Linked DNA regions of Mus musculus: regions 1, 3, 4, 5, 6 and 7 are each linked to region 2. A link is a loop called in an ENCODE intact Hi-C map of the cell type or tissue named here. Cell type or tissue: heart. All regions are shown on one strand. Region 1 overlaps Skap1 (src family associated phosphoprotein 1). Region 2 holds the start of Hoxb5 (homeobox B5). Region 3 overlaps Skap1 (src family associated phosphoprotein 1). Region 4 overlaps Skap1 (src family associated phosphoprotein 1). Region 5 overlaps Skap1 (src family associated phosphoprotein 1). Region 6 has its middle 42 kb from the start of Hoxb1. Region 7 overlaps Copz2 (coatomer protein complex, subunit zeta 2).

Region 1 (4,000 bases), 320 kb before region 2:
AGGCGGAAAGGTAGTGATAGAGCGGCACAGGCTGGAGGGATAAACGGGAGTCACCCTGAATCCAGACTTCTAAATTAAGGGGAGATTTTTTCTTCCTTGTTCCCCTTCTCTTGTTTGTTTTGTTTCGGATACTGAGTCTGGCCATGTAGCCAGGCTGGAACTCACAGTTGTTCATCTTGCCCTAGAGCTCTATAGAATGCTGGGATTTACAGATGTGTGCCAGGTTACCATACACACAATGAAAAAATATTGGAAAATTCCACAGGATCTCCCCCAGGCAGAGAAAAATCCCTGGGGGTCATTATTCTCTTCAGAAAAGCTCAATTTCATTCTTCTTCAGAGAGTAGGCAAACCTCAGCACCAAGCCATGACACTACAGCCATGGGCTCCTTCTTATCAAAGACTTTGAGGCTTCTAATTGCCTCAACTACTGAACACAAGTGCTAGCGACATCTAAAGATGTTAGGGTGTGACTTCGTATGAGGAAGATGGGGAGAGGAGTGCAGGTGTTTAGTCTTTCATTCCGGTGGCTCAGAGAGACCTATGTGCCTGCTGGACAGCCCCAATCACTGGCTAAGGCTCACACCAAACCAGCACGTTTCTAAGAGTTTAAAGGGATCATAAAAGTGGCCTGGCTAAAGATATACATTAAAATAGGACCAGGTTATAGTTTTAAGAATAACAGAAAACTCCAACAGCACAACTTCAGAATAAAAGCACATTTGTGGGTGGGGTAGAAACCCAATTTTGAATGACTTTAATTCATGAAATTTGAACATTTACTGTATTGTACAATAGTGGCATTATGTTTTTAGTTTATTTTATTATAAAGTATTATTGTATATTTTTGTGTGATGAGCAAAGACTGGAACAATTAAAAGAAAGCATAGATATTACAACCTAACAGCAGGAAGGATTGATTTTCCTTTTCTTTGAACACTTAAAATTTCTTACCCTGTTAAAAAGCCCATAAAACAGATTTTGTGAACATATGTTTTATGAGTCAATGCCAAAATAAGAGTGGTAAATCCCTCAATCACAGACGTAATCCTTAAAGCTGACACTTAACCATTCAGCTGTGGCTTTCTCCTGCCTTCCTGCCCTTCCTCCTTTTCCATATCTAGATATTTCATTGCACATATGTACTTCTTTAGAAAGTCAGTAGAAGAGAAGCAGAAGAAATAAAACCCAGTCTGGAAGATCCAGATACTTCGTGACTTTGAAATCTGCCAGAGGAGCATGAGAAATTGAAGCTAAAAGATAATCAGATTTGATGCAATTTTAGAATACTTTAGAATCTAAACAATATTCCCTGTGCTTTCCTTTTAATGCCTACAATATTTTTTGTAAATTAATTGTAGCTAAGATGTTCTAAAATAATGAGGCTAAATGATTTTTTGAACCTTTTAAGTCTCCAGAGGTTTAAAAACAGTTAAATTGTATCTAATACTGACTTTTAGACTGGTTCATCAGCAAAGAGCTTTCACCAACAGCCAGCAGGTGGCGCTATTCACAAGCAGGGTGCAGGGCATTCTGAAAGGGCTGTGACTACATCCAATGTGTGGTTCCGATTTATGGAGTATGGATTTTAAAGGATTTTTAATGGAGCTGTCAGCACTCTGGAGCCACTTCCATTCCCATCTGTTCCCTATGAATGTGGAAACTCGGAAGTCACTTTAAAATCTGTACCTGTAGAAGAACACGGGGTCTCTTTAAAAGAACAGAAGTTAAGAATTTCTGCCTAACAATGAATTTCAAACATGCACATATAGTCAACCTCTTCCAATATTTTGGGAGAATCTTATTGCAGAATGCAGCCTTTTGTCTATTTAGGGCTGGCGTGGATCCAGGAGTTGTATACTTCAGCCCAGCTAACCTGAGCAAACTCTGAATGGCGAGCACTGTGCACACACAGTTGCCAGGGAGAAAATATGTCCGTTCTTGTCGCCAAAATTAAAACTCCCAGGTTTCAGGGGATACAGAAGCAACAAGAGGCGGGTGAACTCTTGCCACCAAGTCAACAGCTTCGGGGCTTTCGGCACAGGCTGAAATTATTTGGTTTTGACCGCCAGATGACCTCCATCTCTGCCCAGCCTGATGGACAGTGGGACCATTAGTTCTTTTTAACATGCATTCTTTTTGTGAAACACAGACACTACTCTTGCATTTGCACAGAGCAAGCGAAGACAGCAAATGAGTATCCGAAAGGGAGACAGAGACCTGTACCCGCAGGGAACCTTCTCAGTCAGCAGTCCTTCCACCAGCCTAGGGCCTGGGGCTGAAGGGTGTCAGTGTAAGCAGAGACATTGTTGTATCAGTAAAAAAATTAACTGTCTTAAGAATCTGACTCTAGACTCCAATTAGTCAAGGTTACATTTAATATATGTCCAGACTTAACAGAAATTGTTTTAAATTGCTTATATTTTTATTTTCTGAAGCATTTAATTTCTTGCTTAGAAAAATAAAAAGAAAATCACAGAGCAGAATATCTCACCTAATGTTAGTTCAGGCTCCATGCAAAATTGTTTCGTCCTATGCATTACCCGCTTAGTGAGTAGAATTTCCTGACCCTGTTACTGTGTAATATGAAACCCCAAATACATTTCATTTGTCTGTTTTTTTTTCTTTTGTATGCATGTGTTTGGGTGTGTGGCTAAAGAAATAACTTCCGACCTCATTGTTCTTGCACAAATAACCCAAGAGCTAAGCTCGGTCTCACACAGCCTATTTAGCTGAAACAAAACTGAAAGAACATAGGGACTTGTCCTCCAGAGAGAGCCATCAGAGATGTCAAAGTCGGCCAGGCAAGGCTGAGTTAAAAAAAAGAGGGGGCAAGAAAAGGCGCTTTAGGTGGAGGATAAAATTTCCTGTCGATGAATCAGTCATTCTACCTTTAAATAAAGCCCAATTCAAAGTCACATTTAATCCAATCTCTCTCTCTCTCTCTCTCTCTCTCTCTCTCTCTCTCTCTCTCTCTCTCTCTCTCTCTCCATTTTCCTGTGGCTGTGACTGACAGAATTGCATTTGTCCCAGCCTCTTCTGATTTTCCTCCTGGGATAAGTGATGAGCTATGCTGCGGGGGAAAGGAGGAAACATCTGCTTGGCTTTCTGAAGCTGGCACAGGGACCTGCAGTGTGAATTGCAAATGCCACTTTCACAAACAGGTCTCCCACAGGAATCCTGCTAAAAAACATGGCTCTACTGGGGGTGGGCGGGCGGAGGGGGGGGGGCAACAGCTCTGGTGAGTGATGTGAAAAGTGGCTCTTCTCTCCAGCTATCCCAAACAATATGCGTGCGTGAGCACACACACAAGCTTTGCCTGTAGTGGGATTTAATGGATCCCAATCTGATAAAGAGGAAAAGTACCTGTGCCTTGCTTTAATTTGAAAAGTGAGTTCACACTGAAGCCCCAAAGACTCTAAAATCAAGTTTTATGTCTAGCAAACAGGGGGTCTTTTATTAGTAAGAGTCACAAAACAGTGGTATGTGGTGACTGTGAATTCAGGAAAGGCGCAAAGCCCCAAATGATTTCCAACACACTGTTCCCACATTTTATTTTCTTCTGGCGCTGTTGTCACCAACGGTATGGGTTACTCAGGCACCACGTTGACCGCCCCGCCGTGTAACCTGTTCATTCTTTTCTCCAACTAGAGAGAAAATCGCGTAGGAAGTTGCTCCTGCCCAAGGGCAAACTTTGAGACCAGTGGGATGTTGCCCTGGCAGCTCAGAACTGCTTCTTTTATTAGACTCTTCCCAACTGCACAGTCTGTTAGCTTGTGCAAGTTTCCATTAAAATAAAAATGAAACCAAACCAAACCCCTATTTTCGGTCATTTAGCCATTTTTCTCTTTATGAAGAATGAGGATCGGCTGTTTGATTCCTGCGCTGGCTGAGAAAGTCACGTGCCTTTCTCCTGACCAGGGTTCCCGCTTCCTTGTCCAGGCTTGGTTTGGCTGATATCATTGTATTAATATTAACCCCTAAGGTGAGATGGACAGTA
Region 2 (4,000 bases):
GAGCAGTTAGAGGAGAGCCCCGAGGCAACGTTATTCCGGTTAAAGGAGGGGGCACTGAGTGGGAGGGGGCGGGGAGCAGGACCCAGGCGTCCCCAGCACCCAGCTCACCGCAGCTCCCATCCTCCTCACCCCAGATGCCTGCATCCAGCCTCTATTTCTTCATACCCCCCCTTCTCCAGCAGCCCCCACTTCTGATGGTAGTGAATGCTCCCGGCTTTGTCTCTGGCTCCTTCCCAGTGCCTCACCCTAGGCTGGGTTCAGGCGGCAGCTCGCCCGGGAGGGAAGAGAGCCACTGCACTTTTGCCCTAGAAAGCTCCGTTTATAGCCCATTCCCCCTTTGCTAGCAGCAGTCTCAAAATTTCTGTAATAATCAGGACCCTTCCTCACAATACACAAATCCCATCTTTCATCCTAAAGCCGGTGACTGGCTAGGTAAACAAAACCTAAGCTGAACGTGGCAACAAACTGGCCTTTTTTTTTTTTTTTTAAATGCCTACGCCCAGAAAACAACACTGTTTGGCTCTATCTATGGAGCTGTGGGGACCCTTTCTGACACTTTTCCCTCTTGATGGCAAAAAAAAAGAAAGAAAGAAAAAGAAAAAAAGAAAAGAAAAAAGGGATCTATATTTGAGGCAAAGCCAAGCTTTGCTCGCCCCCACCCCCAACACAGGGCAGGAATGCGGAGAGGACAAAAAAGAGATGGAGAATTACCGTGGCTGATGTGAAGCTTCCTCATCCAGGGGAATATCTGTGGAGTCTGCCCCTCGGGCGCGGCCGTAGAGGTGGCCATGGGCTCTGGCTGTGCTCGAGCCAAGCTGGGGCTGCTTAGCTGGCTCGCCGCTTCCTCGGGCTCAGAGGACGCGCTGGCCTCGTCTATTTCGGTGAAATTGGCGCTGGAGCTGGCTGGGGTCGCCTGGTCGGAAGGGGACGAAGCAGAGGGCTTGGCGCCGTGGCTGTCGCCGTTAGTGCAGGGCAGGGACTCGGGCGAGGACAGGGAGCAGCTGGACGTCGCCTGCCTGAAGCGGGGTTCCTGGGCGGACGCGGGGAAGGCGCGCGAGCTCTCGCCCACCGCCCCAAAGTGGCTGGAGGAGGCCGAGGAGCGGTTGACGCTGAGATCCATCCCATTGTAATTGTAGCCGTAAGAGCCGGTGTGCATGGCAGCGGGATCCCTGTAAGAGCCGCTCAGAGAGCTGCCACTGCCATAATTTAGCAACTGATAGTCCGGGCCATTTGGATAACGCCCCGAGAAGGAGTTTACAAAGTACGAGCTCATTTGGGTGATTTTGGAGGGCTTGATTTGTGGATCGTGGTCGTTATAACCCTGTGCTTCACGATTTATGATGTATTAATGAATTATAGCGATGCACTGTACTTCGTTTTGCTATGTATGCGGCCAAATATGGGGGGGGTTAGAAGGGGGATGGGGGGGCGTTAGGGAATCACGTGCTTTTGTTGACCAGTCGTAAATTCTCACTGATGACCTCAAGAGGTAATTCATGCTCTATGGTTACAAATAATGACGATCGGAGAATCGTTAGGGCCGATTCAATGCGAGCCTCCGAGAGGGGGGGAGAAAGTGAGAAGGGGGAAAAACAGGGAGAAGGTTGACGTTGGCCTCTGAGCAGAGCGCGCCACCTCCCGGCGATTGACGGGAGCGCGGGCCGCAGGCCGCCATGGCGGCTTCGGCAACCTCTTTGCTGGCTCTGTGCAACCGCCAAGCCAAGAAAGAAACCCGGCCCGCAGCTCACTCACAGGCTTGAACCTTTAGGAAGATGGATTTGAGTCTTTTGCCTACTTCGTTAGGGTGCGGCTATCCCCTCTATTTGTGGCCTCTCTGACATTATCATCACCATTATTATTTTAACTCTGGGTAATATAATCAAAATGAAGTTGCTTGATCTTCCCTCCTTAGGCTTTGCCAGTCCCCAACTTGGGTAAGGAAATGGGGGGAAGGATTATAAGTTGTGTGTGAAAAACAATTATAAGAATTTTGTTAGCTCAGCCAGGTCTGCTTCTTGGCTAGGCTTCAGCGGCGGGTCCACAACACGAGAGAGAGCCGCAGGACTAGGCTGGAGGGAGGCTGGAAAAGGCAGGGAAGCTCTTCGTTCTCCTGGGCCCCTGGGAAGTTTGGATTTTTCCTTCTGACCTCTCATCCTTAGCCTAGGCCTAGGAACCGAGGTAAACAGGGACCCTAGAAGAGAAAGATGGTCGGTCGGCCAAAGACTAGAGAGACAACCGTCTGAGCGGTTAAGGTTTGGTGGTAACTCTTCTGCGGGAGTTTGGGGTTTAAACAGATCCCCTTTAACAAGCTCGCCAGATGCCAGCTATCTCATTCAGAGACCAAATCCAAAGCCTTGTGTTGCTGGTGGCCAATAATTGGAGAATTTGCTCATGGCCTTACCGCCTTCCCTGGGAAGGTGTTCGGAAGACCGGCGGCCCCTTGCTGAGCTCGCTGGGCGGCCAGAGATCTCCGCAGCTGGGCCCCTTCTGCCAGACGGCTATTTTCTTTAAAAATAAAAAAAGGAGGGGGGAGAGGGAGAAGGAAGAAAAGAAAACGGGGCCTGAAGCTTGCTGCTCGGGTGTGGGTGGCAGTAAAGAGAAAATGAGCCATTTTGGGTTGAGAAGGTGAGACTAAAGGCGCCATCACCTGGACCCCTGCCCTCGGGTCTCCAAAGAGCAAGATAAAGTCGGGCCCTTGCAGCCTTCTGCTGCCGGCTTCCCATTCTCTTCCTGGCCACCGAGCTCCTACTTAATATGAGAAGAGGCACCCTGGAGCCTGTAGACGAGTTGTGGAGAGATGCCCAGTGGCCTCATTTTTCAGTCTCCGGAGCAATAGGCCGGGGATCCGAGGGCCAAGGCCGGCAGAGACAGCCATGTGGGCGGGCCAAAGGCCAGGGCCCTTGGCTCGAAGAGGACAGAAAAAAACACTGCAGAGCGCCTAGACCCGCCCAGCTCCGTCTCTCCAGAGCTCTGGGCAAGGAGGCCTCAAGTGGCATCCCTCCAGAGTCTCACAACCGAGGCAAGCTTAGAGAACAAGAGGGAAAAAGGCTTTCTCCATCTCGTGTCTGAATGGGAGAGGCAATTGTGAATTTAGCATCAGAGAGACACAACCAACGCTGGGGCCTGGGAGGACCGATCCCTGGCCTCTGCTTTTGGCTCCTTGCTTTTATCTCAACTGTAACTTCCGAATTGAGGCTGGAGGCTGGGAAGGCCCTGGGGCAGACCATGGCTCTTGCCTTTGCTGTTCAGGCTCAGGGGTGACAGGGTGGCTGGGGGCTATGGGGGAGATGACAGGGAAAGATTGGATGTGACTGAGCTGCGAGTTTTCACATCTTTATTATTATTATCATCATCATCATAATCATTATTAATAATATTAATATTATTACCGAAGTATTTCACGTCCGGAGCTAAGACAAGACTACAAACACAACACATAGAAAATTAATAAAATAGAACTTTGTTTTCTTCTGAGGCTCCTCTTCTTCCTTCTAGGTAGTATGTGCTCCTTCCAGTGGCTTTGGGGAGGGGGTAGGAGAGACAAGTCTGGGGTCAGGGAGTCTTTCAGGTCCCTGCTGAGGGGACAGCGAATCTACCATTGAACCGTGCACGGGGGACATGGACGAAATGAGACTCGACAAGGACATGAGCATTCTGCTCTGCTTCCAGGAGACATCAAGTGAGTCCGATTCTCAGTTCTCACCAGAGAGCCTGATGAGGCCAAGGTGGGTTCTTCGGGGGAGGGAGGAGGCGCTGGGGGTGCTGGGTGGGCATCCGCCAAGCGCCCAGGAAGAGCTCTGCAGAAGGGGGCATCCAGGCAAGCACTGGGCCCTGCCCGTCGTGCTCTGGACAGCAAGTCCCCAGACTCCCCCGACCGCAGAGCCTTCTGGGGCTTTCGGGTGCCCTAGGTTCCCCCACAGACCTCTCCCTTCGCGTCCCCCCTCCCTTTGCAGCACCTTCACTCGGCTGGCTTTTCCTCCTCCTCCTCCGCACTGAGCTG
Region 3 (4,000 bases), 230 kb before region 2:
CCAGCCCCTCTGCCGCTGGAGACACACTTCCCACTGCAACTCACTCGGAATCAATATATTTCTCTACAGATATATATTCTAACACACTATATCTCCATTAATCACCTCCGCCGCCTTCAGCCTTTTCTTTTGTATTTCTAAACAAGATCTAGGGGAACTCTATCAGGGGTTCACCTGCCATTAGCTGGTAATTTGTTCCTCGATTCTAAGTGTCATAAGAATTGGGTGCTTCATCCGCTCCTTGGTATATTCAATGACAGGTTCTCCACTGGGCACCTGTGCTGAGGGCCCATCCTGGGGGTGATTTCTCTATTCTTCTTTTCTGAGAGCCAGACTCAATTCCATTCATGCTTTGCAGAGTGATAAGTTGGGAGTTTCTGAGGTTGGAGCAGGAAGATAGAACAGCTCTGTATCGGGTGTAAGGTAATTATTTGCCAGGGTTTCTGTGTTGTTTGTTTTTTATTCTGTGTTTTCATTACCGGCTAATGAGTTTTCCCCCTTAATTCAGAAACAATGGCTTGGCCACTGGAAGTTGGCTTTTGCTGCGTTGGATTCAACCAGCTGTTGCTGCTCCATAAACTTTATGGAGGAGTGAATTAAACTGCTAAAAACTTCCATCTACTAATTCAACTCCAAATGGAGTCAGAGAAAAATGAACCACAACGTTCCCCTTACAGGTCTTTGGACAACCCAGTCTAGTTCTGAACCTGCAGGTGCTATCTGGGGACACAGCCAGGGCATGGTGACAATTTTACCGAAGAGACGAAAAGAGACAGGAAAACAGGTTGAGCATTTAAAAAACTTCAATGAATTACAAGAACAAATAACATAAAACATAAAGACACGTTTTCTGCTCAATAGATGTATATAAAGGCTCGTTAGTTTTTCTCATGTCGGTATAAGTCTCTGCCGTTTATCTCTCTTCCAATTAATTGTGAGTGTGCTCTCATAAAATCTGTTTGTCACCTGTAAGCAACTATGTGTCACATGGTTAAAAAACGTCCTGGCTTTGTTATGACTTTTTTTTCTCATGTCTTTGGATAATATACAGAAATGGAAACTAGTGTGAAATTGTCATTTTGGGTGGTTTTTGTTTTTTGCTGTTACGACTGTTGACATTAAAAAGAGAACAAGAACTTCCTGCTCCATTTGATATTTAAGAACCCACGAGGCATGTGGCTCCCTCTTTAAACTAATAAATCCTCACTAAAATGCTATAAATAAAGTTTCCTGATCCAAATCCAGTTAGCGTTCATGCTTGGTAGCATTGATATGGCCAGCTTTTCTCAGACCAATTTAACACTAATGCAGTTCCCAAAGTTGAACTCTGGTAGTGCCACCAAAATGGCGACACCTTGTAACCTTCACCTAAGCCTCTGGATCTAAAGAAACGTGCTGTATATGGATGTGACCAGGTACGTGAAGCGTTATTCACACGTGAATATATTACTGAGCACACCTGTGACATCAAAGTCGGGGTCGGGAGGGGAATCTGTCAATACTTGCAGTATAAATTATATACCATTTTGCACAAACTCATGCATTAGAAAATGTATGGTGTTTTCCACAGAACATCTGTGAGGCTTCACCGACTCCTAAATATCCATTTGGACTTGCGTGGTTGGTTCTTGCGATTAATTCACGGACAGTGAAGGTCTCAGATTCTTCTCTGTTCTATGTAGTCTGACTTCTTGCCCATCTTTTCCCTCCTGCTCTATCTATCCATAACTCAATGTATAAATATTCCCTGCCACTCTCACCCCTCGCCTCCAAGGCCCTGGCGGTGAGTGTAACAGTACCAAATGTCATTAACTCTGCAGAATGGATGAGAGTCATCCGGGTAGAGCAAGCTTCCATCTATTACACTTTTTAAAGTTGTTCCGAGGTCTCCCATGACAAGTAGTCTGAGCTTGAGTTCTGAGTGCAAATTCTCTATCTTCTGAATACTGCTAACTAATTACATGGCCACACTAAGAATAGTGCAAGAATGGAATGGTGTAGATAATAAGAAATTGAAGCAAATTGATGCTCAGAGAACAGTCACTAGGGAACACCTGTGAATCTAGCAACCCAAAGGATAGCACAGATTAATAATACTCTCAAGTGAACCAAACCAGCGAGCAGAAAACTGGAGAGGACTGGCTAAGACTGTCTTCCAAAGTAGCCCCTCCTCCGCTTTTAAAGAAAATGGTCCTTTGTGGTGCAGTTTCTCATTTTAGCCAGTAGGGTGAGCTGCAGTGCGTAGCATCAGCGTAGCTCTTTCAAAAAGGGAAAGAAAGAATGGAAGACAATCATAACAGACAGACTGACAGGTAGAAACAGAGTGACACAGACAGAAAAGCATACATAGAGCCAGGGCCAGAGCCAGAGCCATCCATCCATCCAGACAGACAGACACAGACAGACAGAGAGATACACGCAGTATGAACTCTTCTGCTCCTGCCCCTGTCATTTCTGGAAAATGCTGTGATCTTTAACCCTGCTTAGATTTTTGGATAAGGGCTCCTGGATGTTAATAAACTGAAGGGCTGGCAGCAACAGACACAATGAGATAATTGTATATGTGACAACACACACATAAAGCAACCTACAGTCTGTCATTTGCTGTTCCAGCCTTACTGGAGCACATCCCACTGCCTGCTGTTGTTCTCACTGGTACCAAAATGGAACCTGCTGAGTTAGAATATTTTCACTACTTATGAGATCTTGACAGAATTTTTAAAAACTGTGTGAACCTGCATTTGGCGGTACACAGATAAATACAAATATGTTGATAGTCTAGCCGCTAGGCAACCGTAACCCAGAATCACTGGTCTGTGGTTGCTTTCTTTGGACCACTCTATTCTCTGTCCTTCACTCTTACTGTAAGCTATTCAACTTCATTTCAGTATGTGTTAATTTTCAGGAGACAGTCAGCTACAATACTGAATGGAACAACTTGCTGTATTCTGAACTTTATACAGGCTCTAGTCTAGGCTCTTCAGGTATACCCCTGGGACATGTTAGTATCCCAAAAAGGATACAGATGAAGAAACCGTGATATAGAAATAAAACAACTTGACAAATTACCCAAAGTTCAGAAGTGACTAGAAGTGGGAAAGCGAGGCTTTGACCCCGCCCTGTCTGATTCTAAAGCTCCTCCCTAATCCACTGACTCCAAGGCTGCGTGCTTTCTAAATCATGATCATCATGCAAAGGCAAAGAATACTGAATGACAGCCAGCAACGTGAGCTCACAGGAGCGATTCCACTCCACATGTGACTGGGAAGGAAGCAGCCTCATTCACGGTTCAAATGTATGGTTCTTCATTGCTGGGATGGCTTTTAAAATATCTTTTTCTTTTTTGCAAGGATTCCATGCTCACTAACTATAATACAACTATTTCAGGCCTAGTCAGATCAATATGCTGAATTTTTGAAGTATTTTTCTGTACAATCACATGGAATTGTGGGCATTTTGACCCTGCAACACAGAAAACAAGCTCAAGCGGCCCATACCTAAGAGTAGCTTGGAATCTGCCACTTCTCTTCTTGGAATCACCATGCTTTAAGTATTCTAGTAGGAAAGTTGCTTGAAAACATAGAAGTCCACATTTTGTTACCTTTTTTTTTTTGTAATCCCAGTTCATTCCAGGGTCTATTATGCTCCATGACTTAAGACATCTCTTGAAATGATCAGGCTAGTTCCATTTCTAGCATCTTTTGCTGAAAAAGAGTGAGATGGGCTGGAGAGATGGTGCTTGCCCCTCCTGAAGGAAACCTGAGCTCAGTTCCCAGCACCCACATGGTGGCTCACAACTTCCTGTAACTCCAGTTCCAGGGGGTATAGCGCCCTCTTCTGGTTTCTGCGAGCTCCTGCATATGCATATAAATTGATGCAGGCTCATACACATGTATATAAATAATAAATCACTTTTTTTTTAAAAAAAAAGAATGAGATAGTACTTTCTTCAGGCCACTGCTGGATCTGAGCCCAAGGGATAAGGATGAAACAGTGAACA
Region 4 (4,000 bases), 370 kb before region 2:
CAGTCAGTAAGAGGTATTAGAGTAATACTAGAAGAATTCTATTCCAGACCAGAAACCTGTGGTCTAGAGTCGGGTATGGTGGTACCCAAGTCTCAAACACTTGGGACTTGAAGGCAGGGGGATCAGGAGCTGAACGTCAGACTAAGGAACATATTGGGTATGAGGCCAGACTAGGTTAAATGAGACCCTTTCTCTGAAAATGAAAACAAGAAAAAAAAAACAACAAAAAAGGAAAACAATGTGATTTAAAATACAAGAAATTTGCTAGACTCTTAGATTGGACTGTTAGATTGTTTGGGCTGTGATTCCCATCTCATTCAGATTTTGAGACAAACTCTCACTATGTAGCCCAGGCTGGCCTCACACTCACTTTATGTTCAGGTTGGTCTCAGACTTGTGGCCATCCTCCTGCCTCAGCCCACTGAGTGCTAGGTTTAAGTACTCCATGCCTGCCTAGAGTAGTTTGGGTTTAAAAGTAAAAGTACTTTGTTTGCCAGGTTCTTAAATCGTGCGATAAACTGATTTCCTCTTTCTGTGTTTCTCATTTGCCCAGTTGATTAAGTTGCGTGGGCCAGATAGCTCAGGTGGAGAGAGCACAGGGCTAATGAGACCAAGGTTACAGGTGTTATCCCTAGATAGGCCAGCTGGTGTGCACAGTTCTCTTTTATGTCTAGCTGACTGCTTCTCTAACCCTGGTTAGCTGGTCTGAAATCCTCAAAAGGGATTGCTAAGCAGGAGAGAGTGGGTCACATGGCAGAGACACCCCTCTGCGCCCCCCCCCCCCCCCGCAGTCCTTACACAGCATCAATGGGCTAGCTGGATCTCTGTATAAAGAGAAATGCAACTGGTCCCTCTGACAGTAAACCGCCCGCAACCCTGGTGAATCACGCTCTACCATCTTGGATACTGAAATGCCACATTTAGAACACTCAAGAGAGCAGCATTGACATCTGTCACAGGACAAGGTCCAGGGCTCTCCATTTTTTGCTTCCTGCCTGCTCTGAGTTCTGTCTCCCACTTCAAACCCCACCTCCGTGTTTCCACCCCACTGTGAGCTGTCAGGATGCTACTCCGGAAAATGATCTCCAAACCGGAATGAGATCCACTGCATCTCCTTGTTCCAGATAGAAATGTCATTTCTCACCGTGACTGAAGACTTTTCTTTTATCTCTTATCAAAAAACCCTGCCAGTCTGTCCACACAACCTGGAGAACAAATATGTTTTTGATCCCTCTGTGAACAAACCGGGCTAGGCACCTGCACAGCCCTCGGTGGGTGGGGGAGGGGTGGCTGGCCCTCATCCTGACTCTGTGCCAACTCCTGCTTGTGGAGAGAGAAAGCAAAAATGATTGATTCAACATCTTAATGAAGATAAACAAACAGAAAGGGACATCAAATAATGGCCCTGACAGTTTGAAACAAACCAAAAGAACAGCTTAACATTTCATTCAGGAAGAGACGCATTTCACGTGGGGATGACAGTTTAATAATTTGTAAATACCACTGGCTTGGCATTATAGCTAATCCAAATATTTTCATTTCTCATTGTAAGTCACCCTCTGCTGATGGCCTGTCCCCTTCAGCTCACAGCTTTCACCCTTGGAGTCTTGACAGAAGGCGGAGAGGAGTAGAAGAGAGGGGCTCGCAGGTTCTGCATGGAATGTGAGTCACGTGGTCAACTTCCTGTCTATTTTCTGATTGGGAATGCTCCAGGGTAAGACCACTGGCTTGCCTGAAGAACCCACTGCCTTCTTTTTCACCTCCCCTAAAAAGTATCAACTCTCTTCAGACTGTATTCTTAACGCAAAGCATCTCAACCTGTCTACAATGCCCCCTCCCTGCCCTCCGACTCTGTCCTAAAGACCCCCCCCCAGTCCTCAAGAAAAGAGTCAGTCATCTAAAATGTGTTTTGTGGTTCTAATGCTCTACAAAGAAGGCCAGCCTTGTGAATGCTTGTGCCTAAGCCACCCTTGGGTAGGCATAAAGGAGAAGCAGGAAGTTGGGGTGGCAACTATAAGGAAGGATGACCAAGAATCCTTTATGTTAGCCAGGACATTGGTTTGTTCTTAATGAAAAATATCCATGGAAATAGGGGCAATGTTGTTAAGTCATTTGGAAGTTTTAAGAGTAAAAGCTAGTATATGTAATTATGGAAGAAGAGCCAAAGGAACACTGTTAGGCATACATAGGCTTTGGGCTTAAAAAAAAGAAAAAAAATATCACCCCATCAATTCATACAGATATATATATGTATGGGAAGACCTGTCACATCAGCCCAGGCACATATATGTATATATGTATGTGTGTGAGATATAAATATAAATTTACTTATATATATATATGTAAGGGAAGACCTGTCAGATCAGCCCAGGCAAGAGACCACACTGGACGGGTGTGACAGGCAGGGGCCCAGAGCGAGAAGCTGCAGTTCTGAGATTCCTCCACAGGGAAGCAGTATGAGATCAGGGTTTAGACGGAGGGAGGCAGCCCCAGCTCCACCGGCTTCCCTGGCTCCTTCTCCCTTCTCCTAGCCCTTGGCTAGGGAGGGCTGTGAGCTAACTAGCCCTTCATTCTCAGCCCTATCCCTCCTTTCTCTTATCCCCAGCTCCCGGCATAGTGCTCTGTCTGTCCCAGCTAGGACTTGTGCATTGTGGGGTAGGACGGAGGGGATTCTACAAGGGCTCAGCGTTCCCTCCTTGAGAATGTGTTTGATCTCGAGCTGCAGGCAGGCACAGAGGGAAGAGCTTAACAGTAAGTCAGGTTTCATGCTGGTCTTGGAGGCGTGGGTCCTGATAACCTCTCTGGGGCTGTCAGATCAGTGGCTTTTGACATTCTTCAGAAAAGAGTCAGTTTACCTTTGGTATGCTGAAGGAAACAGAACGAGTGAACACTTGGCTTTGTTTGAAATACCGAAAGCAGTACAACTTTATGGGTAAAACCCTGAGCAGAGAGCTTACAACCCAGTCACTGTCTTGACAGCACCCTGATTGGTGCGTGGCAGCAGGAGAGGCATTGCTTACCTCTGACAGTTACAGACTAGAAATAAGAGAAGACATATTTCTGATAAGTCTTAAGGTCTAGCCTGGGGATGTAGCCTACTTGGTAGGATGCTTGCCTGGCATGCCCAACGTGCTGGGTTGGGCCCCAGCTTTGGATAAAACTAATTGTGGTGGAGCACACCTGTAATCCCAGCACTTGGAGGCGGAGGTAGGAGGATCAGAAGTTCAAGGCTGTCCTCATCTATACTGTCAGTTCAAAGCCACATTAAACAACAACAACAACAACAATGGTAACAAAATCAGTAACAATAACACAACCCTAAACCCTTAAGATCTATGCTCCTTATGTAGGCCTGGTATAAAATACTGAATATTGTGATTATGCTTTTTATCCAGTTTAAAAAAAAATTACATGTCTGAGTGTTTGCCTGCATATGTACCATGTGCATGTCTGGTGTATATAAAGGCCAGAGAGGGTGTTCGATCCCCTGGAGCTGCAGTTACAGATGGCTGTGAATCATCTTATAGGTTCTGGGAACTGAACACAGGTTCTCTGGAAGAGCAGCCAGTGCTCTTAACCCCTGAGCCATATCTCTAGACTGTAGATGTTCTTTTTTATATATATAATTAATTTTAAATTAATGAATGGGATTGTATATATTTATCATGTACAACATGGTATTTTGAAATATGTAAAAAAAAAGGGGGGGTTAATTTGTGGTGTTGACAGAACCGTGGGTCTTATACATGGTAAATGAGTAAATTATTTTTTTCAAGACAGGGTTTCTCTGAGTAACAAGCCCTGGCTATCCTGGACTCACTCTGTAGACCAGACTGGCCTCGAACTCACAGAGATCTGCCTCCCTCTGCCTCTGGAGTGCTGGGATTAAAGGTGTGTGCCACCATGCCCAGCATGAGTAAATGTTTTTAAGATAGAAGAACTTGACCTTTCTTAGTAGATGCGAGGGTGAAATCCTATAATCTGAGCACTGGGGAGATGG
Region 5 (4,000 bases), 250 kb before region 2:
GCTGCCTAACTTTGTTTCAATGCTACGTTAAGCGCCCACAGTGGTTATTTAGAGTAAGATGCTTCGCAAGAACTCTGACAGTTTCCTAGGAAAATCTCTTCTCTCTGTCAGTTTTGGCCCCCACACCTCAGCAGACCCTGACACCTCCTCAGAGTGTGAGGCAAACTTCTGCCAACAGTTTCTGTGGTATACTGTTATTCCTTATGATTCTCCAAGAAACGGATCGCTCTGTTCTTCCTAATTTTAAAACTAAATGAAACAACATAAAACCTTAAACTGCTTAATAAATTCTGCTTGAAAAAAAAAAAGTACTCTAGAAAGACTCTTTTCTGGAAGAAAGGATGTGCACCACTTCAGAAAGCATTGCTTATATTTGATTTAAAACCAGAAGCCGGGAAATATGTAAGAGCAGTGACTGTCGTGGACGACCAAACAGATCAATATGAACACGGTAGCAAGTGCCACAGGTGGAAAGAGAGGCTGCTCTTTGGCCCTCTGCTCAGGTAGCACTGTTCAAGTTCTTATACAAAACTGTACAAAGTTACAATTTAAATGTCTCATGGGAAATGCTGCCTTTACAAGAAAAACAATCAGGCCCAGGAGGAAGCAAGAAACTTGACCTTGACCACAGAGCCAGGGTAAAGAGGGCCAACTGACCTGATTATTGATAAACCTCAAAACGTAATATCAAAGTACTGCTAATCCACGTGCGAACATGAGATTGTTACTATGAAGAGCCGCAAACGTTTTGCTACCAAATAGCAAAACACCTTTAATAGGTTTGTTCAGTTTTACTTTCCAGGGCTCAGAGGAAATGCCAGTCTAAAACCCAAACCTACACAGCACAAAACCCCAAGAAATCAAAGTTAGCTCTGTGTTCATGTATCTCAAAGGGGAAGCCCACTATGTAATAAAGGTGAACTGATTTCTATTGCTTTGAAAAATAATTATCATCTCTTGGTAGGGGGGGAGGGTGAAAAAGAAAAATTAGTCAAAATGTTCTCACTCATATCGCCTGTGACCAACCCCCTTCACCCTGCCATGCCTGGGCCATCTTCTGCCAGTTCCCTTGTGGACCAGAGTCAATATTCTCTCCTAAAGAGCAGTCCAACGCTTGATCTTACAAAGCGTGTCCTCCCTAGCTGTCACATGGGGTCCCATGTGACAAGGGCCCATTACAAAGTGGCCTGAGCATAGAGGGAGCTGACTTCACCACTCCTCAAGTCTCTACAAAGGGCTTTTAAAAAATGCCGCTAATTCAAACGAGCCCAAGGACAGCGTCTGTTTTTATCTGGCAAGTTGTAGCTGGTGTTTTTGCTAGAGATTGAGCGATCTAAGGCATATGCTACTTGCGGTGGTATCTTCTGAAACAAATATAATTTTATGTTGCTCATAGAAATATACACCTGCCCTTGGGGCTGCCTGCCGTTTACTAAGGATTTATAAACATTTGAAATGTGTGGGTTGAGAAGAGCATATGACAACTATAACCTCGAAATGATAAATTTAATATAGGAGAGAAAATGTAGATAGGATTAAATGACATATGTTAGGAATACTAACCACTTCCCTTTAAAATTGACATGGAAAAAAATAGCTGTAAATTGGATTTTAAAAATCATATCTAAGTCTTCCCTCAATATCACTGAAGAATATAAAATTCTTATAATTATGGTTGGTTTTGTATGTCCCCCCTTAACTTATATAATAGGACACACAGAAAAGACAGCTCTAAGAAAGTACTATCTTTTGAGGTTCAAAGCAGTCAAAAGAAAATAAATTTCTCCAAAAAGAAGAAATATTTTAAATATTAATATGCATGCGTGTGTGTGAAATTTTTAGTTCTCTAATCCATTTCTTATATTCAGTGTTTAAAACGTAAAATTCATAGCACCCCCAAACCCCCACCCCCTGCACTAAATTCGGCAAAATACATCCAAGAATGCTCGGAGCGTTATTGTATTTTACCACAAGAGGGCGCTAGAGAATTCCGATCCTTTCCAAGGTCTATAAAATCCTTTAACTGCTACTTTATAGACATTCAATTACAACAGGCCATAATACATTAAGGCATTAAAATATACATATATCGCAGCATATGCCACAGCACACGCTGTACGAGTGTGCTCTCCAGATGATCGCCGGCGCCAACATCAAAACAACGCTCCGGCTTCTAGTGCTTAATGTAAGATTTTACTCTCCAGCCCTCCCCTCTCCGAAAGGCAGCTCTCTTGGTGAGGTGATCCCCTTGGAATGGAAAATATCAAGGCATGTGATAAATACACAGTGACTGGAGGGTATGACAGGGCAGAGGAAGGTAAGGCCTGCTAGAACTGAAATTTATGCAGTTTGGAAAAGGGAAGACTCTGGGGATAAATGTTCGCTGTCTTTAATACCTTCTAAAGGTAACACTATAAATGAATTAGGGGAATTATTCAGTCTCAGAAGATGGTATAGAAAAGAGCAATGGCCTGAAACCAAGGAAGGGAAAGTTTAGGGAAGACATGAAGGATAAATTACCAATAATAGTTGGGCGGGAAAGATGTCCTGCAAAGGAAAGACCCAAACTGTAATGGCTATATTTGATAATTAATTAAATGAGATATTAGCAAGAATGATGTGAATTCATTAGATGGGCTACATTAGATAACCCAGATACCCCCCACCCTGAGCTCTGACAGTCTCTAGGTTTCAGTCTGTTGCTGGGTGTTGGAGAATGTCTTTCTGGGATGACAGTGATTGTCTGCAGAGAGGCGAGCACGTGACAGCAGTTAACCCCATGTTAATAGAATAAAATCCAAGGCTTCATTGTGAAATGACATAATTATAAAATTGTGCCTACATTCCAAGTCATTCTATGAAAATATGCAGTGCCATGTAAGTTACAGGCTAACACTTTTTAAAAAAATCTGCAAATGTCCCCTGAATAAACAATTTCCCCTAAAAAATCCCAATATTTTACAAGCCAGAGATCCTATTCTGCCTAATAGGATCTATTTCTTGCTAGCGTATTTGGGCTCAAGTCCCTTAGGGCACAACATTAAAATGGGCAGGAGGGGGGCGTGGATTCTAGAATCTGAAAAGCAGGCTAGAGCAGACAGGGAACAGAGTTTGTGAATTCAACCATCTTTGCCTAGTCCACCATAATATTATGGTCTAGCCAGAGTTTCAGTACTAGTTAACTGATCTCTGTCTCTGTCTCTCTCTCCCTGTCTCTCCGTCTCTCTCTCTCTGTCTCTCTATTGTCTCTGTCTCTCTCTCCCTCACTGTGCTAGAGATCAAACCCAGGGCCTCATACACTCTAGGCAAAGGCTCTATCCCTGAGCTATATGTCCAGACCAAAGAAATTTTGTTTTTACTGCTTGAATCTTAGGTCAAAAGAATTTATGGCTAACAGGGAAGCAATGACTGCCAAAAGTATGAAGAGCTGAATATATGTATATATGCATGTGTGTATGTATGTGTATGTATATATGACCTTGGGGAGTCATTTGTGCTCAAACTAAATTTTTCTAAATGTATGTGAATATTAGACTTGGAAGTAAAAATGGCCAATGTGGAACTTGGAGAAGGACAGTCTAGTCGTTAAGATGATACTGAGGGTTTTAGAATTCTAAACATGATTGCCATGGGCGCAATAACAAACCCCGGGGTGGTGAGACTGTCTCTGCAAAGCAAGTGCTATGTTGAGCCACACTGCATTCACAGACTCTGAGAACAAGACAATTAGGCATGGTGTATGAGATTCTGCAATCAACAGCCTGTGGAGACATGAGCCTTCCCTGCTTCTGATTGGTGTCTACACAAGCACGCACAACACCATGCAGTAGCAACTGAAACCCTGTGAGTCTGCCACCACCCAAGTGACCACACTGGCGTCCTTAATAGTTATTTATTGTACGAGGAAGTCATCACTATTAAACTTGTTACTTGTTGATGAGTTTAGAATTTGGAGAGAAACAAAAAATACTCCAGGCATTGTGTAAACAATCTCCTCTGC
Region 6 (4,000 bases), 100 kb before region 2:
TTTACTCACTGTGCCATCTCCCCAGCCCTACATAGGTTATTTTCAAGTGTGCTTTTGTCCTATTTTAGTCTCCCAAGGGTTAATAATGCACACCAGATATTCTTAGAACTTATTGGTGATTAGACAAAGAATCAAATCTTCGAGAGTGATTTACTGTGTGTCTTCAGGAAAGTCACTCAACCATACTGAGCAGTGAGGCCTCCTTCTTACTTAAAAGGAATTTTTAAAAAAATGCAGAGATTACTCCAGCCAGCTCTAAGGAGAGCCCTCATTGTCTAACTCACTGGAAGTGCTAAGGAGCTGTTCTTTCATCTGGAACTACCTGGGGAGAGATTTTCTTTCCGTGAGCTTTTACATCCTCATTCATTTGAATTGGTGTTCTGGGAACTGGGCAGGGAACAGGTATTTTTATCTTACTTTAATGGATAAGCAGTAGCGTAACTGGTAAAAAAAAAAAAAAAATGGATCTCTCCTTTCTTACACTCCTCTGAGGACCCAGGGAAAGCCCAGCCATTCTTAGAGTGGTTTAAGAGAATGGTCTAGATTTTTGAGGAGGGGAAATTCTGCTCTTTCAAGAGGGGAAGGACCCACAGACCAAGAGGAAGTCAAGTCAAAACTCATGTTAAGATGCTCAAACCCCTGGACAGTCAGATGGGGCCATTGCTTTGACTGCTGTAGTTTCCTTGAAAGAGGAGAGGGGAGTTCGTCCTAACCTTCTCATTTGGGGGTAACCAAAACAAGGATTTAAAATGGATTTCAGGGTGGGGCTTAATTAACTGTAGAGGGTTTCCCTGGCATGGTAAAGGCCTGGGTTCCGGGTCCCACACTACAAGAGTTCCCAGGAGTTGTGCTTCCTCTCCGGGGCCTGCTTTCTCTTTCCTCAAGGCCTTCCCTGTGTTCCCACTCAACTTGTGGGTGGTAATAATTATTTATACCCGTCTCTGCAGCCCACATCCTCCAGGGGCCAGCTCAGATTACACCTGCCCTGATGAATCCTTCCGCTACTTTGTTATTAGATCCCCAAATTTGTCGACAGGAACAAGATCCTCCACACGGAGAAGAAGACAGCAGTAAATTAGGAGTGAGTTATCCGCCCCGCGTAATGTATATGCCCACATGTGTAAGTTAACACTCTGAGGATGACGTCATGAGCTGTCCGATGATGCAGAGCCTTGGGCTCTAGAATCCTCATTTTGCAGAAAGCGTTTTTTTTTTGGGGGGGGGGGGTTGCAGAGTTTGAGGGGACTGGGTTTTTTTCTGGGTATTAAAAACTAGTAGGTTCTTTTACTGTCTCTCTCTCTCTCTCTCTCTCTCTCTCTCTCTCTCTCACACACACACACACACACACACACACACACACACAGAGTCCTTGCCCCATCTCCCCTCCCCCACCCCGCCTCTCCAGTACAAGGACTGAATTGGAGCATGTGACTAAGTGGATAAACATTTCATTCAGAACCGCCCTAGACCATCATTGTCCAAGTTCTTTTTTAAGCATTTACCACTTTGCTCTGAAGAACAGCATAGAAGTGAATCTCCAGGCAAGAGGCCTCCAATACACCAAAGGGGGGGGGGGAGTTCCAAATTCAAACCCAGTAACAAGACTAGCGAAAGGGAGGACCGAACATAAAGCTGGAGGAGACTTCCACAAAATCACCAAGCAACGAAAGGGTGTCTTTTTCTCTACCATAAGTGACACCCGGAACTTCTTTCCAGATCAACCACAAGGAGAGAGTTTATTTGTCCGTGAAGAAGACCCTGGGCCAGGCCAGGTTCCCACAACCCAAGAAAACTCCAAGGAGGTCAGGGAAAGAGAATCCAGGCCTAGAGTCCCTCCATCCTGCTGCAGCCACATAGCACGGAATTGGCAAGGGACAGGGGCGAGGAAAGGGGAGAGTCTGGCAAGAATCAGAGCCAAAGCCGGTGGCTGGGAACCTGGAGCTTTTGGCGCACAGCGGCGGCGGCCGCTAGGGTGCAGCTGTGGGCTGATGTGGGGTCCACGCCAGTGGCGGAGCCACGCAGGAGAGGAGCTGGCAGTGACGGCGAGGTGGTTCGGTGTTGTGTTTCTACTGTAACTATAATTAGGCGGATTCTGTGTTTATTTAGGCTGAGAGCTGCAAGATAAATGACAGCTTCGAAGATGCTTTTCAGCACTTCATAAATCACCCACCGGCCCGGGCAGTTTGCTTGTGTCACGTCTCAGTTCTCCCTCTGTGCCCTGCCGGTCCCCCCATTCACCTCGGAAGAGGGCATAGTCTGGACGACCCAGGAGTCCGCGCCACAAAGGGCAGGGGGTAAAGGGGAACGTAGTGTCTGTCCTTCTCTAAGATCTCGGCGCCCCGGAATCAGTGCCCAGGAGCTGCCTGGAAAGCTGTCAGGAATAGCTTCCTCCCGAGGTGGTCCCTAGGCCCATTGGGGATGGGTTGACGGGCAGGCCTGCCCTCCTCTGGGAGAATATGGTCTCTAATCGGCTCTAACTCTTCCCCTTGCCTCACTGACACAGCTGGAGATTTACGGGAGACGCTGGAGAAATATTTATAGTACAAGGAACTGTCCTTTCCCCTCCTATGCCTGTCGGCGTGTCTCCTGGGGCTGGGGTGGAAGAGCCCATGTCTTTTCCCATTGGAAAGCATATTCTGTGGTAGCGCTTCTCAGAGGGAGTTTGGAACTCCTTAGCCATCTGAAAGAGCGAAGAATCAAAGGGCAACCCATCTCTCCTACCTAGGCCTGAAACAGTCCAAGAAGTGAGACGAGGCTTAGACTTGAAGCTTGCAAGACAGACAGAATGCAGAGGCATTACCCTAGCAGAATAGCGAACTCTGGATCAGGCACCTTTGCGGGCAGACTGTTTCCCATCCGAGCTGTGGCTAAAGGGTCCAGAATAGACCTCAGGAGCAATGGTGTGGTTTCTAAGTGTTTGACTATGAATTAGGAGACCTTCGTTCAAATCTTAGCTCTTCTCACAGTGGGAATGTGTGTTTGCTCTGACTCTGGTCTTCGGTTTCTCTTCTTCAAAATGGGGGTCAGGGCGGGGAGGGCCGATGCCAGGTATGGCCACTCAGGTCTGTTATCCCAGCCCTGGGAAAACCTAAGGGAAAGGATTGTGAGTTTGTAACCAGCAGAGGGATACCTAACTGGATTCTGTGGTCTAGGATGCAGAAGAGAAGGCAGCCTACTTTCTAGAAGAGTCTCGCTGGTGCCAATCTACTCTAAGTAGTGCCCTAGAAGGCATATAGTGTTTTGGAGATGTGGCTGTGTTTATGGTGTCGATTGTAGTTATGATCTCCCAGGTGAATACTTAGCTCCAGACTCATCAAACTGTATATACATTAAGTGCCTAAAGCTTTTTGTATGTCAAGGACACCCCCAACAAAGCAGTTTGTTTTTAAATGCTTGTCCAGGCTGGCCAGATAGCTTAGTGGACAAAGTGCCTACAGGGCAAGCATGAGGACTTGAGTTCAGAATCTCAGCACCACAGAAAGCCAGACACCGCGAACAGCATCTGTACCCCAGCACTGGAGGGGCTGGGGGGGGGTGAAGACAGGAGGATGTCTCCTGGTTTCCTGCCCAACCAGCCTAGTCAAGTTGATGGCCTCCAAATTAAGTGAGAGACCCAGTCTCAAAAAACAAAGGTGGAGAACAGCAGATGAGGATGCCCGGTATGACCTCTGACCTACATGCACAGACACACATATACACACAAACATATACATATATATATATATATATATATATATATATATATATATATACACACACACACACACACACAAATGCATGCAACACACATACAGGAAAAGAAAAAGGGATATGAAATTTGAACACCGAGCAGTGTGTTAATGGTTTCACAAATCGAATGTAGAAAATGTATTGTTGCACTTGTCCCTAAACGATGCTCTATCATGGAGAGATGACTTATGTCGTACTCAAAACGATGGCATGTTATCAGCTGTCCTCAGCCCTGACAAATTTCTTTGTGACATTATTAACAGCACAGCAG
Region 7 (4,000 bases), 560 kb before region 2:
AATTATTCCCCTCGCCAGGGTTCCCATTAAAGAGCTCTACTGTACTAAGAGCTCAGAACTAATTCCTCCCCATAATCTAATAACAGTTTCTGCTTTACTTATTTTGAGACAGGCGCTGTTTTGCTATGTAGTCCAGAATAGCATCAAATTCGTGGCTCTCTTCCTGTCTCAGCCTCCAGAAAGCACATCGCTTCACAGTGTGTTTCAAAGAGGTTGAGGGCAAAGAAACTCGGACCTTTGGGCAGGCTGCTCTGCCCATTTCTCTCTCCAGGCCTGGCTGGCTCTACCAATGTTTGAGGCCCTGAGAAGAGCACGGGTGTCGCCTCCCACTCCTCCTGACAGCCGACAATGATCCAGTCACAGGGAGCCATCCATCAGTGTCGGGGTGAGAACCAATCCCACATGCCCTGCCTTTCTTGCCAGCCAATTGGAGGAAAGCAGGAGGAGCGTGCCTCTGTGTGTGTGTGTGTGTGTGTGTGTGTGTGTGTGTGTGTGTGTGTGTGTGTGTGTGGTGTGTGTTGTGTCTGGCACGTCCCTGTAATAAGTTAACAAGTTCTTGAGTTTGTATTTCCTCCTGTGCCCTCGGGCTGGGTGAGCCCACATTCCTGAGGTCTTGATTTCTGATCCGGTTCTTACTCTGTTGCAGGGAAAAGAGTGGCCCTAAGGATCCTTTCCCGCACACTCTTCGAAGCTGCTGGGTGCGATGGGCAAGACAAGGAAGGATGCCAGGGGTGGGCAGACTCGGGAAGGCAAGCCCTGGCTCAGAACTGCGGACGCCCTTCCCGAAATCCCTCAGGCTCCGGCCAGTGGCCACGATGATGAGGCTCTCATCTCGGAAAAGCTGGTGCAGCGGCCAGGGCTCCGGGCTGTCAGCCAGGCCTGCTGTCTAGGCGGCTCCACCTGGATGCAGAAAGCGAGGGGGGCAGGGAGACGCAATAGCCAGAAGACTGGACCTGCAGACTTGGGGTCATCACCACTATGGGAGCTCAGCTCAACGCAACCCCCCAGTCGCTGCTTTGCTAATCCCTCCCTATGGGATCAGGGTAGTAGCCTTTAGCCATAGCAAGTCAAGGAACACTTTCTTGTTACCTTTAACCATCTGTAGCCTAGGCTGGTCTCAAACACAGTAAATAGTTAGAAAATGACTTTCAACTTCTGATTCTCCAGCCTCCACCTCTCAAGAGACGAGATTATAGGCTTGTGTGTTCCACACCCTGTGAGGACCAAGTGCGAGTAAGGAATTCAGATATTGTAGTATAATGAGGAGTTTTCTATCCCCTATCGAGCGGAAGCTGCGATATACTTGTATATTCGAAACTTTCAGGGTCTCGGTGTATCCCTTAATAGAATGTGGACAGTATCGTGTAGTTCAGAGAGTTGTGTGAGCCAGCCTTCCTGGAGCTCCTAGCTTCTGCCTGATGCTTCCCATTCCCGTCCTCGCACAACTGAAATTGCAGGACCAAGTCAGGTCAGGCCGGGTTGCCAGGAGGCAGTTTACTCCTCCGGGCCTTGGCTCCATCCATGGTGGAGCCAAGTGCTACGGGTGGCTGAATATTTGAGAAATAATCCAAAGAATGTCTTTTCCGTCACCACACTGGCCCCTGAACTGCACAATTTTATTGTGCCACCTTCCCCCTCTCTCAGGATTGCCTTTTTGCAACTCTGGGCTGTGTGCACAGCGACTCTAGAAAGACACTATAGTAAGCGTTTACAATGAGTAGATAATCATCCCCGTATCTTCGTAGAGTTCTCTAATTACAGACGTAGTCAAATTCAGTATAAATATCTGTTTTGTTTTGTTTTGTTTTGTTTTGTTTTGAGATAGTGTCTCACGCAACCTAGGCTGATCTCCCACACTCACGGCCTGGAAATGACAACCACCGGGACAGGCTTTTATTAAGATCCAAGGCTCACCACTATTTTTATTACGGCGGCTGCCAAAAAGCTCTGCGTTGGGAGAGAAGTCGCGGGAAGTCACGCGTGATGGTTGCCAGGGCAACGCACTGGCTCTGGTGTCAGAGATCAGTGAGAAACACCGGGAGGAGGGTCGGTTCCACCTCAGGGGCGGAGTTATCGAGGCCCAGGACCCTGAGGTGTGCCCGTAGTACCTCCAGGTGGCGCTCTAGGACCACGGATGTGGTGAGGGGGCGGAGCTTCCTGCTGCGCGATGCTCCTGTGAGAGGCGGGGCCGGGGCGGAGCGTGGGAGCCGCTGAAAACCTCCAGGGATCCAAGAAGATGACACCCCACGCTGCCAAAGAAGAGTCCGCGGCGTGGAGACGCCGAAAGCGTATGGGTCACAGGAAAAACCGAGAGAAAGTTCAGAGATTGGGACTAGGGTAGGAAGGGGGTTCGGGATGCTCAGAAAGTTTATTCATCTCCATCCTTGAGATGTGTCGCCGTGAATCTCCTTCCGTCTGTCGCCTCTCTAGACACCCCTGTCCGTCCCTCCCCCGACCCCCGTCCTTCGCCTCCTCGTAGGTACACGGATGCTCTACACACACGCGCAGTGGCCACCACTCGGTGCCTTCTCGCCCCCAGATAGAGACAGCAAATTATAGAGCTCTACTGCCCAGGATCTATGCCAAGATAAGAATTCCGCGGTCCCAGGCGCGCCAAGAAAAATAGCCAAACAGTTCCTGGGTTTGTCAGAGTAAGCCTGACTCCCTTCCTTTCTGGAGCCTAGAATGGAAAAAACGACTCAAGGAATCCCTAGCGGAGCCTCCCTGTGGGTACTGCACAGACAAAATGGAGAAGCCATCTTCACTCTCCTTTTCCTGGAAGAATATTATTCCTGTTACTATGACTCTTACCATGCCACACCGTCGTGTTTAACCGCTCAACTACTCATGCAACACCAGGGTATCAGTGTTGCACCCCTCGTGTTAAACACAACCCTTTCCCTTGACCCACTCTGACCTCATTCACAGGTGTAGTGTACACGCGCACGTACACCACACACACACACACACACACACACACACACACACACACTTCAAAGTCAAGAAAGGAGGTCTTTGGGGGGGAAAAATGTAAGTTTATTAAGGCCTAGGACTGAGGATGTCAGAGGTCCGAGGGGAGGCAACTTTGCTGGTTCCCATGGCCCCAAGGCCAGGTTAGGATGCTGAGTAGGGGTGAGGGAGCTGGGGTCAAGCTTTTGCGTCTCAGAATCCCTGGCAGGAGACCTCAGGGATCAGTTCTGAGAGAGGCCTGAGAAGGCAGAGTGGTCTCTCTTGCGTCTTGAGATCTTGGGGCTTACGCGGGGACTGGCAAAAGTTCTCTGGGGAAGGAGCCTTGATTCCAAGGTCTTCATTTCAATAGCGACCATTTAATCTGTTCCTTGGCTGACTGAAGAACCTGAAGTGAGAGTAGGAGGTTGGGAGAAATATTTGAGAATGTCAGTGATTGGAGGTCGACAAGGGCGCCTCTCCAGCCCTGGCCACTAGATGGCAGCAGCTTGCCTCTTCTTTAATGAGATGAGGTTTTGGAGGCTAGGGCAGGTCCAGAGGGCTGCAACCCAGCTGGCTGCCTCCCAAGCCTGTCCAACTGTGGGTGAGGCGGTAGCCCCTGCCTCCCCTAAGCCATATCAGGCCACAGTAATAGTGCCTCCTCACCGCGCCATCAGGCAGGCAGAGACTGGGCCCAGGCTCAACCACGCCTGTGCTCAGACACTTGACACCGTAATAAACTTGTGATGCTGGTTTTGATGGGGTGTGTTCTCAGCACCCCATCCCATTTGCTGATGTGACAAAGCTGTCAGGTGTGTGTATGTGTGTGTGCTCCTACTACCAAGAAAAAACATCTCAGTCCAGTGTGTGCCCGTATCTGTGCCAATGTGCACACGTGATGCCAACACATGAGGGGGGACTCGGGATACTCAGACTGTCTCTCTGGGCATAAAGCCTCCTCCAAAATGTCCACCCCGCACTGTGTATGTCCTCCTCTCTTGGAATCTCCCTCTTTGCTGGGGACAGTGAAGTTCTTGAATCTCTGCTAAGGAAC

The links. Peaks named below come from ENCODE experiments on the same cell type or tissue, not always from the same donor. Only the 100,000 strongest peaks of a DNase experiment are listed, where the experiment ranks them.
Region 1: it touches region 2 in a loop (2.7-fold over the local background); 4 of 42 quality-filtered maps call a loop at or near these places.
Region 3: a loop joins it to region 2, with 4 times the contacts of the local background. A loop is called at or near these places in 24 of 42 quality-filtered maps.
Region 4: a loop joins it to region 2, with 2.8 times the contacts of the local background. A loop is called at or near these places in 4 of 42 quality-filtered maps.
Region 5: a loop joins it to region 2, with 3 times the contacts of the local background. A loop is called at or near these places in 23 of 42 quality-filtered maps.
Region 6: a loop joins it to region 2, with 7 times the contacts of the local background. A loop is called at or near these places in 13 of 42 quality-filtered maps.
Region 7: it touches region 2 in a loop (4-fold over the local background); 10 of 42 quality-filtered maps call a loop at or near these places.

What each region holds. Positions count from the first base shown.
Region 1 is chr11:96,618,896-96,622,895 of GRCm38, reverse strand. The region is part of intron 4 of Skap1 (src family associated phosphoprotein 1); the gene reads right to left. Among named protein-coding and RNA genes, the nearest start is that of Gm38960, 81 kb to the right of the region's middle. In heart, CTCF peaks have their summits at 1,284 and 1,502 (motif pointing right); no DNase peak of the experiment used is centred here; H3K27me3 peaks cover 2,791 bases.
Region 2 is chr11:96,300,887-96,304,886 of GRCm38, reverse strand. Hoxb6 (homeobox B6) reads right to left here. Exons shown (of 2, transcript NM_008269.2): 2 at 3,318-4,000. The coding sequence ends at 3,959. Hoxb5 (homeobox B5) reads right to left here and starts at 1,375. Exons shown (of 2, transcript NM_008268.2): 1 at 712-1,375. The coding sequence starts at 1,273. The region is part of intron 1 of Hoxb5os (homeobox B5 and homeobox B6, opposite strand); the gene reads left to right. In heart, a CTCF peak has its summit at 1,634 (motif pointing left); DNase peaks (open chromatin) are centred at 1,616 and 2,826; H3K4me3 peaks cover 2,094 bases; H3K27ac peaks cover 957 bases; H3K27me3 peaks cover 4,000 bases.
Region 3 is chr11:96,534,585-96,538,584 of GRCm38, reverse strand. The region is part of intron 3 of Skap1 (src family associated phosphoprotein 1); the gene reads right to left. All of the region lies in intron 2 of Gm38960 (a long non-coding RNA gene), which reads left to right. Among named protein-coding and RNA genes, the nearest start is that of Gm38960, 3.5 kb to the left of the region's middle. In heart, CTCF peaks have their summits at 2,217 and 3,843 (motif pointing left); no DNase peak of the experiment used is centred here; H3K27me3 peaks cover 3,445 bases.
Region 4 is chr11:96,672,474-96,676,473 of GRCm38, reverse strand. The region is part of intron 4 of Skap1 (src family associated phosphoprotein 1); the gene reads right to left. Among named protein-coding and RNA genes, the nearest start is that of Snx11, 100 kb to the left of the region's middle. In heart, a CTCF peak has its summit at 2,451; no DNase peak of the experiment used is centred here; H3K4me3 peaks cover 332 bases; H3K27ac peaks cover 378 bases; H3K27me3 peaks cover 73 bases.
Region 5 is chr11:96,551,325-96,555,324 of GRCm38, reverse strand. The region is part of intron 4 of Skap1 (src family associated phosphoprotein 1); the gene reads right to left. Among named protein-coding and RNA genes, the nearest start is that of Gm38960, 13 kb to the right of the region's middle. In heart, CTCF peaks have their summits at 1,760 and 1,970 (motif pointing right); no DNase peak of the experiment used is centred here; H3K4me3 peaks cover 296 bases; H3K27me3 peaks cover 3,035 bases.
Region 6 is chr11:96,405,874-96,409,873 of GRCm38, reverse strand. No RefSeq gene overlaps it. Among named protein-coding and RNA genes, the nearest start is that of Hoxb1, 42 kb to the right of the region's middle. In heart, a CTCF peak has its summit at 1,965; DNase peaks (open chromatin) are centred at 1,963 and 2,473; H3K4me3 peaks cover 1,018 bases; H3K27ac peaks cover 941 bases; H3K27me3 peaks cover 3,832 bases.
Region 7 is chr11:96,860,218-96,864,217 of GRCm38, reverse strand. It overlaps Copz2 (coatomer protein complex, subunit zeta 2), which reads right to left. Exons shown (of 9, transcript NM_019877.2): 9 at 3,015-3,355. The coding sequence ends at 3,308. It overlaps Gm11523 (a long non-coding RNA gene), which reads left to right. Exons shown (of 4, transcript XR_880183.2): 3 at 113-385; 4 at 647-1,776. Among named protein-coding and RNA genes, the nearest start is that of Mir152, 12 kb to the right of the region's middle. In heart, a CTCF peak has its summit at 2,107 (motif pointing right); DNase peaks (open chromatin) are centred at 887, 2,187, 2,587 and 3,517; H3K4me3 peaks cover 2,664 bases; H3K27ac peaks cover 1,404 bases; H3K27me3 peaks cover 884 bases.